Linked DNA regions of Homo sapiens: all the other regions are linked to region 3. Evidence: chromatin contacts called from ENCODE Hi-C or POLR2A ChIA-PET data. All regions are on one chromosome and are shown on one strand. Each heading gives the region's core, a stretch centred on a gene start or an enhancer-like site at or near the end of the contact. The rest is flanking DNA. Distances are from core to core; before and after follow the strand shown. Region 1 has its middle 24 kb from the start of CASP8. Region 2 holds the start of HYCC2 (hyccin PI4KA lipid kinase complex subunit 2). Region 3 holds the start of ALS2 (alsin Rho guanine nucleotide exchange factor ALS2).

The links. Hi-C counts contacts between places; a loop is a spot of excess contacts on that map. ChIA-PET counts read pairs that join two places held with the same protein, here RNA polymerase II (POLR2A). Pooled maps may share reads with other maps.
Region 1: a loop to region 3 is called in a map of CD8-positive, alpha-beta T cell, with 4 times the contacts of the local background. The contact joins the enhancer-like site here to the promoter of ALS2 in region 3. A Hi-C loop is called at or near these places in 12 of 168 maps with a recorded cell type or tissue (CD4-positive, alpha-beta T cell, CD4-positive, alpha-beta memory T cell, CD8-positive, alpha-beta T cell and 7 more), 26 of 37 single-sample maps with no recorded cell type and 19 of 50 pooled maps. POLR2A ChIA-PET finds 5 or more read pairs at or near these places in 7 of 52 experiments (CD4-positive, alpha-beta T cell, MCF 10A, SK-N-SH and 4 more).
Region 2: a pooled map shows a loop between it and region 3 (8-fold over the local background). The contact joins the promoter of HYCC2 here to the promoter of ALS2 in region 3. A Hi-C loop is called at or near these places in 9 of 50 pooled maps.

Annotation. Positions count from the first base shown.
Region 1 is chr2:201,234,583-201,238,333 of GRCh38, forward strand. It overlaps a transcript of CASP8 not described here. Among named protein-coding and RNA genes, the nearest start is that of CASP8, 24 kb to the right of the region's middle. RefSeq lists an enhancer at 1-69. Within about 2 kb of position 1,954, at least 7 of the 41 ENCODE cell types and tissues checked have a DNase peak (open chromatin) inside an H3K27ac peak, as active enhancers do; they include CD8-positive, alpha-beta T cell, where a contact is called at or near this core.
Region 2 is chr2:201,070,420-201,074,196 of GRCh38, forward strand. It overlaps HYCC2 (hyccin PI4KA lipid kinase complex subunit 2), which reads right to left and starts at 1,252. Exons shown (of 13, transcript NM_001321623.1): 1 at 1,191-1,252. It overlaps NDUFB3 (NADH:ubiquinone oxidoreductase subunit B3), which reads left to right and starts at 1,582. Exons shown (of 3, transcript NM_002491.3): 1 at 1,582-1,640. RefSeq lists enhancers at 725-864, 855-1,480, 965-1,234, 1,255-1,344, 1,481-2,104.
Region 3 is chr2:201,778,775-201,782,235 of GRCh38, forward strand. It overlaps ALS2 (alsin Rho guanine nucleotide exchange factor ALS2), which reads right to left and starts at 2,159. Exons shown (of 34, transcript NM_020919.4): 1 at 2,103-2,159. RefSeq lists a silencer at 1,829-1,998 and enhancers at 2,129-2,198, 2,209-2,438, 2,449-2,518.

The sequences.
Region 1 (3,751 bases), core at 704-3,203, 540 kb before region 3:
GGGATTACAGGCACCTGCTTCCATGCCTGGCTAATTTTTTTTTTTGTATTTTTAGTAGAGATGGGGGGGTCTCACCATGTTGGCCAGGCTGGTCTCAAACTTCTGGCCCCAAGTGATCTACCCACCTTGGCCTCCCAAAGTGCTGGGATTACAGGCCTGAGCCACTGCACCCGGCTGATTTCACATTTTTAGATAATATGACCACATTATAAAAATTTATGTATTTTTATATAATGTGACCACTAGATGAAAGCAATATACTTAGGCTTTTATTTCTTGGTTAAGTTCCTACTTATTATGAATTTACTCTGCATGCCAGGAATTCTAAGAATTTGCATGTATTAACTCATTTGATTCTCGTAATAACCTTCACATGCAGGAGTCACTATTACAGTGACTGTATGAATGAGGAAAGAAAGGCACTAACAGAATTGATTTTATGTTACTTAGGTCAAGATTTTATGTTATTTAGGTCAAGGTTAATTGTGTTGTTCAAATCTTGTATAACTCTACTGCTTGTCTGTCTTTCTTACCCATTATCGAGAAGGGAACATAAAAATCTTACACTATGACTGTAGATTGTCAATTTCTCATTTTAAATTAGGATCATTTTTCCTTTATGTCTGCCTTATGTGATATTAGTATAATGATATCAGTTGGTACATCTTTTTCCATCCTTATACTTTCAGTGTTTCGGTGTTCTTATACTTGAAATGTGTCTGCCGTAAGTGGTGTATTGTTCAAGTTTTTCTTTTATTATAGAAAAATGTATTCTGGAAGGTACTTTTCTTAAAATTACAGTATTTAGTCCATTTTCATTTAATGTAATTGTCAATATAATTGGGCTAAAATCTACTATATTTCCAGTTGTTTTTTATTCGTGGCATCAATTCACTTTTCTCTACTTTCTTGATTTCTTTTAGACGAATTAAGTAATTTTAGAAAGTTCACCTTACTCCTTTATTAGCTTGTTAATTATGCATGCTTTTAGTATTCTCTTAGTAATTGCACTTGAGTTGTACTACCTAATAGTACAGCCACATGTTGTTTAAAACAGCTTTACTGAGATATGATTGATATACAACAAATGGCATATAAAGTATATAATTTGATAAGTTTTGACATATGTATGACATATATGACAGTCATATAGACACACTCATATATATATTCATGTGCCATTTCAGTCAATGACCGACCACATATATGATGGTGGTCTCATAAGATTATAATACGGTATTTTTACTGTACCATTTCTATGTTTAGATATATTTAGATATGCAAATACTTACCATTGTGTTACAATTGCCTACAATATTCAATACAGTAACATGCTTTGTAGGTCTGCATCTTAGGAGTAATAGTCTAGACCATATAGCCTAGGTGTGTAGTAGGCTATACCATCTAGGTTTTGCATAAGTACATTCTATGATGTTGGCATAATGACGAAATCACTGACGATGCTTTTCTTGGAACTTATGCCTGTCATTAAGTGACGTATGACTGTATATATTTGAGTGGAACTATCACTGCAGTCAGGATAGTGAACATATATATTACCTCCAAAATATTTCGTATGCCCTCTTGAATCCTGTCCTCCTGCCCCTCCCCACCCCTGCTCCTTTTAGGCATTTAGTTCTGTAAATTTTCTCCTAGCCTTGCTTTAGCGGCATCCCATGCATTTTGATATTTTGTTTTGATTTTAATTTAATTCAATACTACATAATTTCCTTTTGATTTCTTTTTTGACCCATGGATTATTTAGAGTTGTGTTATTTCATTTCCAAATATTTGGGGATTTTCCAGACATGTTTCTGTTGTCCAGGCCAATAACAAATTCCTGACGCCATGAAGTCAAAGATCTAACTCCCCAGGGGGAGAGTTATGCCCAAGAACCATCGGTATTTTGTGTTAGTGGTCATTGCCAGAGTGAATTCCACAGTGTTTGTGATAAACCCTAATAATTCCACCAGAGGGCAGCAAGCCAACATGAAAATTCTATTAAAAAGTCTTTTTTTAGAGACAAGAGTTTGGCTCTGCCGCCCAGGCTGGAGTGCAGTGGTGTGACCTCGGCTTACCGAACCCTGGCCCCACCGCAGACTCAACCTCCCAGGCTCAAGTGATTCTCCCACTTCAGCTCCCCATCTGCGAGTAGCTGGAATATAGGTGCGCACCACCGCACCTAGTTAATTTTTGCATTTTTTGTAGAGATGGAGTTTCATCATGTTTCCCAGGCTTGTCTTGAACTCCTGGGCTCAAGCTATCCATCTGCCTCGGCTGCCCAAAGTGCCGAGATGACAGGCGTGGGCCACTGTGCCTGGCCAGACAGAAGTTTTCAAGTAAAGAATAAATTTAGCTGAAGAGCAGTGTCAAATTATTTCTATCCCCACCCTCCTGAATTAAATCTTCGTAGTCTCTGATTCTCTTTGTCATATTCTTAACCATTTGGATTCTTTTCAGTGCGTCTGTGTTTGTTCCTTTTCCCCAGTATGACCCCTTTCTATTTTTTTTTTTTTTTTTTTTTTTGAGACAGAGTCTTGCTGTGTCGCCCAGGCTGGAGTGCAGTGGCACGTTCTTGGCTCACTGCAACCTCCGCCTCCCAGGTTCAAAAGATTCTCCCACCTCAGCCTCCTGAGTAGCTGGGATTACAGATGCCTGCCACCTTGCCCAGATAATTTTTGTATTTTTAGTAGAGATGGGGTTTCAACATGTTAGCCAGGCTGGTCTCAAACTTTTGACCTCAAGTGATCTGCCCGCCTCGGCTTCCCAAAGTGCTGGGATTACAGGCGTGAGCCACCTTGTCCAGACCCTTTTCTCTATCTTTATGAAAACATCTCTCCAGTAGATCTTCAGAGTAAAAAAAAAAAAAAAAAAAGGAAAAAAGAAAAGAAAAAAGAAAAAGAAAAGAAAACATCCAGCAAGGTCTCGGAGGAAAAATAGAAAATTAGAAGACTGGAGTGAGTCATGTTGATTTTCTGGTGTAAAATTTGTATCGAAACCTTACATAAATACTGAAGAATTCACAAGTTGTAAATATACAGCTTGGTGACTGATTTTGATATCCAGACAGTTTTTTTCCCACTTGCACACACTCCCCGCAAGAATGCATGCTGGTTTGTAAAGTCATTAATTTACTGGTGCATCAGTGGATGGCTCTGTGTCTTCTGGCTTTATCTTGGCCCAGAAAGACAGGAATTAACGTTGAGCCTAGTAGTCTTTGGCCTTTGTGCCAAAGCAGTCTGTGGGCCAGCCTTGTGTAGTGATCAAGCAGTATGTTTAGATGTCAGGCATGACACGGGTTAAAAAGCCAGCTAGGGGAAAAATGGGAAGTGGCATTTTGCGATCTCATCAAACAATCTTGATATAAACTTAGAGAACAACCTCTTGGCAAATGGAGAGCAGCTGTAGGTTTCTGACTGAATGTGCAAGAAGAACGTGAATGAAAGAGATATACTAGGTGGGAGCAGTCAGGGTAGACTTCCTGGAGGAAGTGGACAGTGTTGTGTGGATTCACACTTTGGAGATATCAAAGAGGAAGAGTATTCCAAGTGGGGGTAACAAATAACAAGGGAGGCAAAAAAGAAAAGTATGAGGGAACAACAGGATGTTGTCAGGAAACTAAGGCTGAGCTGAAATCCAGGTGACCCAGAGAAGCCTTGAGAAGGCTTGTGGCATCTTGTGGAGCAAGTGGGGAACTTGCTCTGTTTGAGAGAATATGCCTGGAATATATGGGATATCATTTAAATTTTCT
Region 2 (3,777 bases), core at 2-2,501, 710 kb before region 3:
AGGCGGGCGGATCATCTGACGTCCGGAGTTCGAGACCAGCCTGACCAACATGGAGAAACCCCGTATCTACTAAAAATACAAAATTAGTCGGGCGTGGTGGCGCATGCCTGTAATCCCAGCTACTCCGGAGGCTGGGGCAGGAGAATGGCTTGAACCCGGGAGGCGAAGGTTGCTGTGAGCCGAGATCGCGCCATTGCACTCCAGCCTGGGCAACAACAGCGAAACTCCGTCTCAAAAAAAAAAAAAGTTTATTTTTTTCCCCATATTCAGACCACCACCTTATTTGCACAGTCCCTAACTTCCACAATATCCTGGGGGGAGGAAGGGATCTACCAACTAATTTTCTAGTCATTTTCCAACTTACACTGAGCTCCTACTGTACATTTTTAAAGGATTCCCCACTTTTCTGAAGATCTTTAAAAAATGTTGTCAGCCTTGACCCTCAAATAAATTCACGAACTACAAAACATGAACCTGGCCACATTCATCGCAAACTAGTATCTGTCAAGTCCATAATTGGGATAAGCTCTTCGTGACTACTCTATCCTCCATGCTACCACCCTTCGCCTAGAGAACCTGCCAATGTAAATGGCACTCAAGCCAATGAAAAAAGTGTTCTAACACATTAATAGGTTGCAAGACCTCCTCTCCCAGGAGGGACAACCTAGTTGTTTGGGTAAATAACAGCCAAAGATTACATAATGTACAGCAATAATGAGTGTTCAGAATCTGACCGCCAGTAAATATTTTTCTTCTCCGCTCCCCCTCACCACCCCCAGGAAATGGCCCTAAGAAGCAATCACTGGGATTTCTCTTAACTGTCTTCAATGCCGTGTCCTTTTCTCGCCTGGGGCTTTGTGCAAAGAATCCCTTCAGCCCTCACGACACCGCCTTGCTCCCGCCTCTCCTCCCTCTCTGCTGGCGCCACCGCAGCCCCCACGCCCTAGGTGGGCCCCCACGTCGCCCCACAAGGCTCGGCTTCCACCCGCCTCGGCTGCCGCCTTCTCCTCCTCACGACCCTCCCAAGATGCTACCTGGTTTACGAGAGGTTCCGGGACCACCAACACACCGGCTACCGCCTTTCCAGACCACCCTCGCCAGCTCCCGTCTGTAGTTTCCGCGGCCGAAGGAGAAGAAAACCCCTCTTCATCTAGCACTTTGCCTCCCCCAAAGACAGCACCGCCGCCTACCTGTCACCCTGCTGTCTCCGGCTTCCTACCGCCGCCGCCTCCCGCAGCAGCCTGCCAACTGCAGCGCAACAACCAACCCTCTCATTGGGTGAGAACACGCTCTCAACAACAGCCTCCCTTATTGGCTGCAGTATGCCGGCAGCCCCGCCCTGTGTGCGGTGTCTAAGGATTCCGTCCCCAAGCAAGGACAACATATTATCTTCCCCGCCCTTCTCTTTTCTACAGTATCTGTTACCTCAGTCAGATTGAGGATGCACATATACTGGGAAAATAATCGACTTCCAGCGTCCCTCATGTAGTCTCTACCTGATTCAGGAATCTCTAACCCAGTATCGGAACGTTAAGCGGCTTCTCCGCTTTCCTGCCGTGAGAAACTCGAGGTGACAACCTCCGTTTCCGGTTGGCTCCGGTTGCAGAGTTGAGTGTCCTGAGAGGTCAGATTGCTGTCAGGTAAATTAGGGAGTTGGTGGGAGGCCCGTTGATTAGGATTAAGAGCTAGACTCTATTCTGGGGAGTGCAGAAAAGGAGAGACTAAATGGAGAAGGATGGGAGGCTGGGAGGGAGATCAAAGAACTAGCAGGCGAGAACTAATGAAGTCCTAGTTTAGAGTTGGGGTAGGAAGAGGTGGTTGGAGGATTCAGTGATCATTACTGTAGTTGTTAAATCCAGGTGCTTGTTCCCGCTTCTGCCACACGCAAAATTGTCTTTGTTTGCCTTTGGATCGCAAAGGCAGAAGAACAGCATCACTAAAAGTAATAACAGTTCATTTGTTTTTTATGTTCTAATATTCATATAATCACAGTTTTTAATACGAGGAAGTTAAGATATATACTTGATAGTCTTCGGTAAACTAAAATTGCATGTAGTGGAAGTAGCATTATCTTCTTATTTCTTTCTTAGGGAAAGGATACCAGCACATTTTCTTAGAGCCAGCTTCCTTTAGTGGAGGTTGATCTTCATGAGACTTTTAGATTCACTTCAGACATAGATAGCTTTTAAAATTTTTGGTTGCATGTTTTTTCTTTATTTAACTAATTTCCTTACTGTTATTATTTGAGCTGCTCTGAAACGGAAATAACCACCATTTTTCAGTCCTCAGCACAATTTAAGTCAATTTTTCTATTTTTATTTTTTATTGTCAAGTATATATACAGAAGGGTGTATAAAACATACATTTTAAAAAATTATAACTAACAGAAGCAGACACTCCTGTATCCACCTCTTAGATTAGAAAATAAAGCATTGCCAATAACTTAGAACATGCAGTCTTAACAGGGGTGATTTTACATTTCAAGGGGTTGAAAATTGGTGGGGCCGGGGTCGGAATCTTAGTTACTACAATGATTTGTGTCCCTCCAAAGGGCCACAGTATATAAACAGTTATACAGTATATATGTAGTGTTAAATTTTCATGGCGGGGGGTGTGATTAGGAATAAAATGTCTAGAAAGGTTCCTTACAGGGACAATAGTTAAAAATTGGTTGAAAAACACTGCCTTAGAATCTCCCAGTATGTTTCTGTGATTCCATCTCCTCCACCAAGAGGTAACCATTATCCTGACTTGTGCTAAGCACTCACTTGTTTTACTTTAATTTTTCCGTCTATGATGAATTCCTAAAAAATGAATTGTTAGGCATTTCAATCTATATAAATGGGTTCAGAGTGCATGTGTATTTTTTTCTGACTCACCCCTTGCTCATTATCCATATTTGTGGAGATTCAATCACACTTTTGCATGTAGTTTTTTGTTGTATAATATTCTACAGTGTGACTATACCATAATCCCTTCTATTGTTATTGGACATTTGGGTTGTTTACAGTTGGGAGAGAGAATAAACAATGTGGCTATAAAGGTTCTTTTAAAAACATATTTCTTAGGCTGGGCACGGTGGCTCACGCCTGTAATCCCAACACTTTGGGTGGCCGAGGCAGGCGGATAATGAGGTCCAGAGATCGAGACCATTCTGACCAACATGGTGAAACCCAGTCTCTACTAAAAGTACAAAAAATTAGCCGGGTGTGGTGGTGCACGCCTGTAATCCCAGCTACTCGGTAGGCTGAGGCAGGAGAATCACTAGAACCTGGGAGGCGGAGGTTGCAGTGAGCCGACATTGCACCACCCACTGCACTCCAGCCTGGCGACAGAGTGATACTCCATCTCAAAAAAAAAATTTGTTTTTTTTTAAAGACTAGAGGCTTGATGTCTCTAAGAAAATATTTTAAATATATTTTTTATATTCCATAAATATAAACCTTTGATCTGTGATTATGTTTATAAGATTTACAGTTGATAAAGTAGATTCATATATCCAAATTGTTCCAAAGACACTTTTATTTATTTATTTTATTTGTATATTTTTTGAGACAGAGTCTCGCTCTGTCGCCCAGGCTGGAGTGCAGTGGCGCGATCTCGGCTTAGTGCAATCTTCACCTCCCAGGTTCAAGTGATTCTTCTGTCTCACCCTCCCTAATAGCTGGAACTACAGGCATGTGCTACCATGCCCAGCTAATTTTTTTATTTTTAGTAGAGACGGGATTTTGCCATGTTGGTTAGGCTTTTCTTGAACTCCTGACCTCAGGTGTTCCA
Region 3 (3,461 bases), core at 909-3,408:
GTTATAAAAAGAGCTAAATGATTTAAAAGTCACAAATCCTCACAGCATGCCTCTGAGTGAGAAAGGTACCTCATAGTACCCAAAGCGGGCCTTCCTTTATACAAGCTTAAAAATCACCACTCTGCCTTTCTTCCTAGTTTTTCAACTCATACTTTACCTAGTCTCACATTAATAAATAATTGTAGATTTTTACAAGTCAGTCACATTTTTGAGATTATCATTAGAATGGACCCAGCAGCTACTGCTTTAAACCCAGTTTTCATGAAAAGGTAGGAGATTCCACCTAATTACAAAAACACTAACATCAAGACTCATTGAAGTTCTTAGCATACCCTTTGCTTCTTTAACAGTCAAAGTGCCCAAAGTAAGTGTTTCAAATGACAGCCCAAATTCTGAAAAACTGAAATTTGGAGAGAAGGGATTCCTGTTTATATTGAGTACATTTAAAAAGTAAATGGCCTGCATAATGCCACTCAAGTTTTGTTTTTTTCCCAAAATTATCGGTTTGGTATTTCATTTTTCTGGATCATTACAGTTTCAAATTTTAACACTGTTAAACAACTTTGACGTTTTCTTGCTATAATTATGAATTTTAAATCTGCTAATACTGGTCATAGTTTAGAAACTAATAAATTCAAACCATGTATAGATTCTGTCAGTATCTTTTTCACATTAAAATGTCCTTATGGAACACCAAAATTACTACAGAACAACTTGAAATCATATTTTATAGCTACTTCCTTAAAATATTCAGTTCCCTTCCCCATCACTTAAGAAAAGAGTCAGTTTGGATCATGATGTAGTGGGAGGAATTAATTATAAAAACAGCTAATATGTATTGAATATTTACCATAAAACAGGCACTGTAATAAATACGATACATGAACCATTACACGTAAAGGTACTGTTATCAGGAAAACATTTTTATCCCCAATTTAGAGACAAGAGAACTGAGGCAGAGAGATTAAATAACTTGCCCAAAATCAAAGATGTAAATGGATGTGACTCTGGGTATGTTCAGATACAAAGCCTAGAATCTTAACCACTATGCTTATGTTATCAAGGTTAAAACACCGTAGTTTACTGCAAAAAATTTTTCACTGCTTTAAATTATTCATTAACTCAAAGGTCAACCGGTCACTCCAAATCATATGATAAATGGGGGGGAAAATGTGGGACCAATAGGTTTGCTGAAGTTTTGTACCTGCTCAGAATAAACATATCACACAATTTTATTCCATATAGCCAAATATAAGGGTAACTGAGTAAAGATCTTCACTTGGGTACAGCAGTCAGTTCCTTCTCCATCCTAAACCAGAAAGAAAGCACTGTTCTTGGATATGCCACTTCAACAAGAGTGTTTTTTCTCTTCCACCATCAAAGCCTTAAGCAATAGAACGATTCTACCAGTCTACTGTTGCCTGTCTCCAAAGCAGCCCTATTATCCGAGGACGAACACCAGCGTCAAGGACCTGTGTTATTTTTCTGGCTTCGCTTCTCAAAATAACTTATCTTCTCCTCTTGATGAATTACTTGATAGGCTCAAAGACTTGCCTAAACTACTAATTCTTATTATCAAAGCTATTTTCTTTCTCCGCAACCGCCTTTTCAAGTAGCCCTTGGTCCACTCTTCAACGCGATTTGCACCCTGTGGCAAGGCCGCCAGGGACACTCAGCAGGGTTCCAGGCCACGGACCCCAGTTTATCAGCTCAGCGCCTAGTGTGGGCATTCAAGAAATTCTCGTGAATGAATAGCTGGAAGGCAGCGTGGGTGGAGGCGGGAAGAGGGGGCTTGAAGGAATTTCACGCAGCTGAGACCACTGCAGCGGCGCCCAGTCTGGGGAGGGAGAGACCGGGGCAAGTGGGAGAACCTGGGGCCAAGGCAGGGGCCGCCTCGGGCGCTGCTGGACCGGCAGGAGCAGTCGATCGCACCCAGAGCTGGGAAAATGCGGGCGCCGTCTCCGCAGGCCCCCCGCAGGGCGCTCTCCGGCCTCGACCACAGCCTCCGCCTAGCTCCCTGTCCCCGGCCTTCCGCATACAAGGGGTCCCAGCCGATAAGCCCTCCTTAGCCAATAGCCAACCCGGGACCCACACTCGCTCACCTGAAGCTCCACCGGCAGCACCGCGCTCCGCATCCGGCGCGAGCTTGGCAACCCAGTGGGTCCGCGGGATCAGCTGATTCATGGAGGGCGGGGCCTCCGGACAGGGCGGGGCTGCAGGGCGACTAGCGAAGGTAAACGAGGGCGCGGGCGGCTCTTGGAATCCGAGCTCCTGGGAATTGTTCTTGGGAGACTGTCGACGGCGTCTGTTGGGGGTCAAAATTGCTGAGAATGCGTTAGGCACTGCAGGCTACGTACTTGGGAGCACAGTCTCTCCCTTAGTTTAGGGCGGAGCTATCAGTCCTGAGATGCGCTTTGATGATGACGTAGAATAGAGTCGTCCAAGCCTAGCTACCCGAGCGCTCCCATGGTAACAGGCGGTGGTGAAAGTGGTTGGGAGCAGCAGTCGTTTGTTACCACCTCAAACTGCAAGGGCCGGAAGTATAAAAGTAAAAAGGCTGAAATATTTTCAAATTGCCTTTATGGACAGTACCCTAACAGTGGTCGCTTCTCCCCCCTACTCCCGCGAATGACGTCATCGCCTCGCGGCCCCGTTTCGCCATTGTATCCTCAATGTGTAAACTTACTGGTTAGTTGCAACCCCAAAAGATGGGGTGGGATAGGAGAAAATGAAGTGGCCTCTCCAGTGATTCCCGTAGTACTCCCCAATATACAATCAGTAAAATCAGCTTTCTTGTCCCGCGCACAGTTTCATAACACTGTTTTTCGCAGCCACAGTCCCACCCCACCCAGCCTGCACTCTCAAGTCCTCCCATGATTTTATGATTTTCCAGAGCTGCCACTCATGTCGCACAGTGGGTGCAAACCTTCTGCTGCTAGGCATTGTGCCATCGCTGGACCTGCAAACATGCAAATATTTAGACCATCAACGACAGATGTGTAGTCGGGTTCTGAAACTCCTATATCCTATTCACCAACACCCTCAACTCAATTTCCTCCCTGATCCTTCGCCCACCTGCAAAACTGTTAGTCTGCAACAGTTCAACCAACCTTGCTCACTCCTGCATCGGTGCAGAAAATCACACAACCCTGAGAATTGGCACCACTGCGAACGAAAAGTGTCCAACTTCAGTCGGGACTTCCACGTGCGACTACGCAATATTGCTGAGCCTAAGACAGTCACATTTACACATTGCTACTCAGATTATCTCCTATTCCCCTCCCCTGCTGTTCCCAGCCCTCACGCTCTTCTAACCTCTTACTGAACTCTACTCACTCACCCGCTTTGGTAAAAATAAAAATAAAAAATTTTGTCTCTTACATCTCTGAGGAAAGTGAGACCACTAGAGGTGAATTTCCTTAAATCCCAAATCCCATCAGCCACTACCACAAAACCTACCT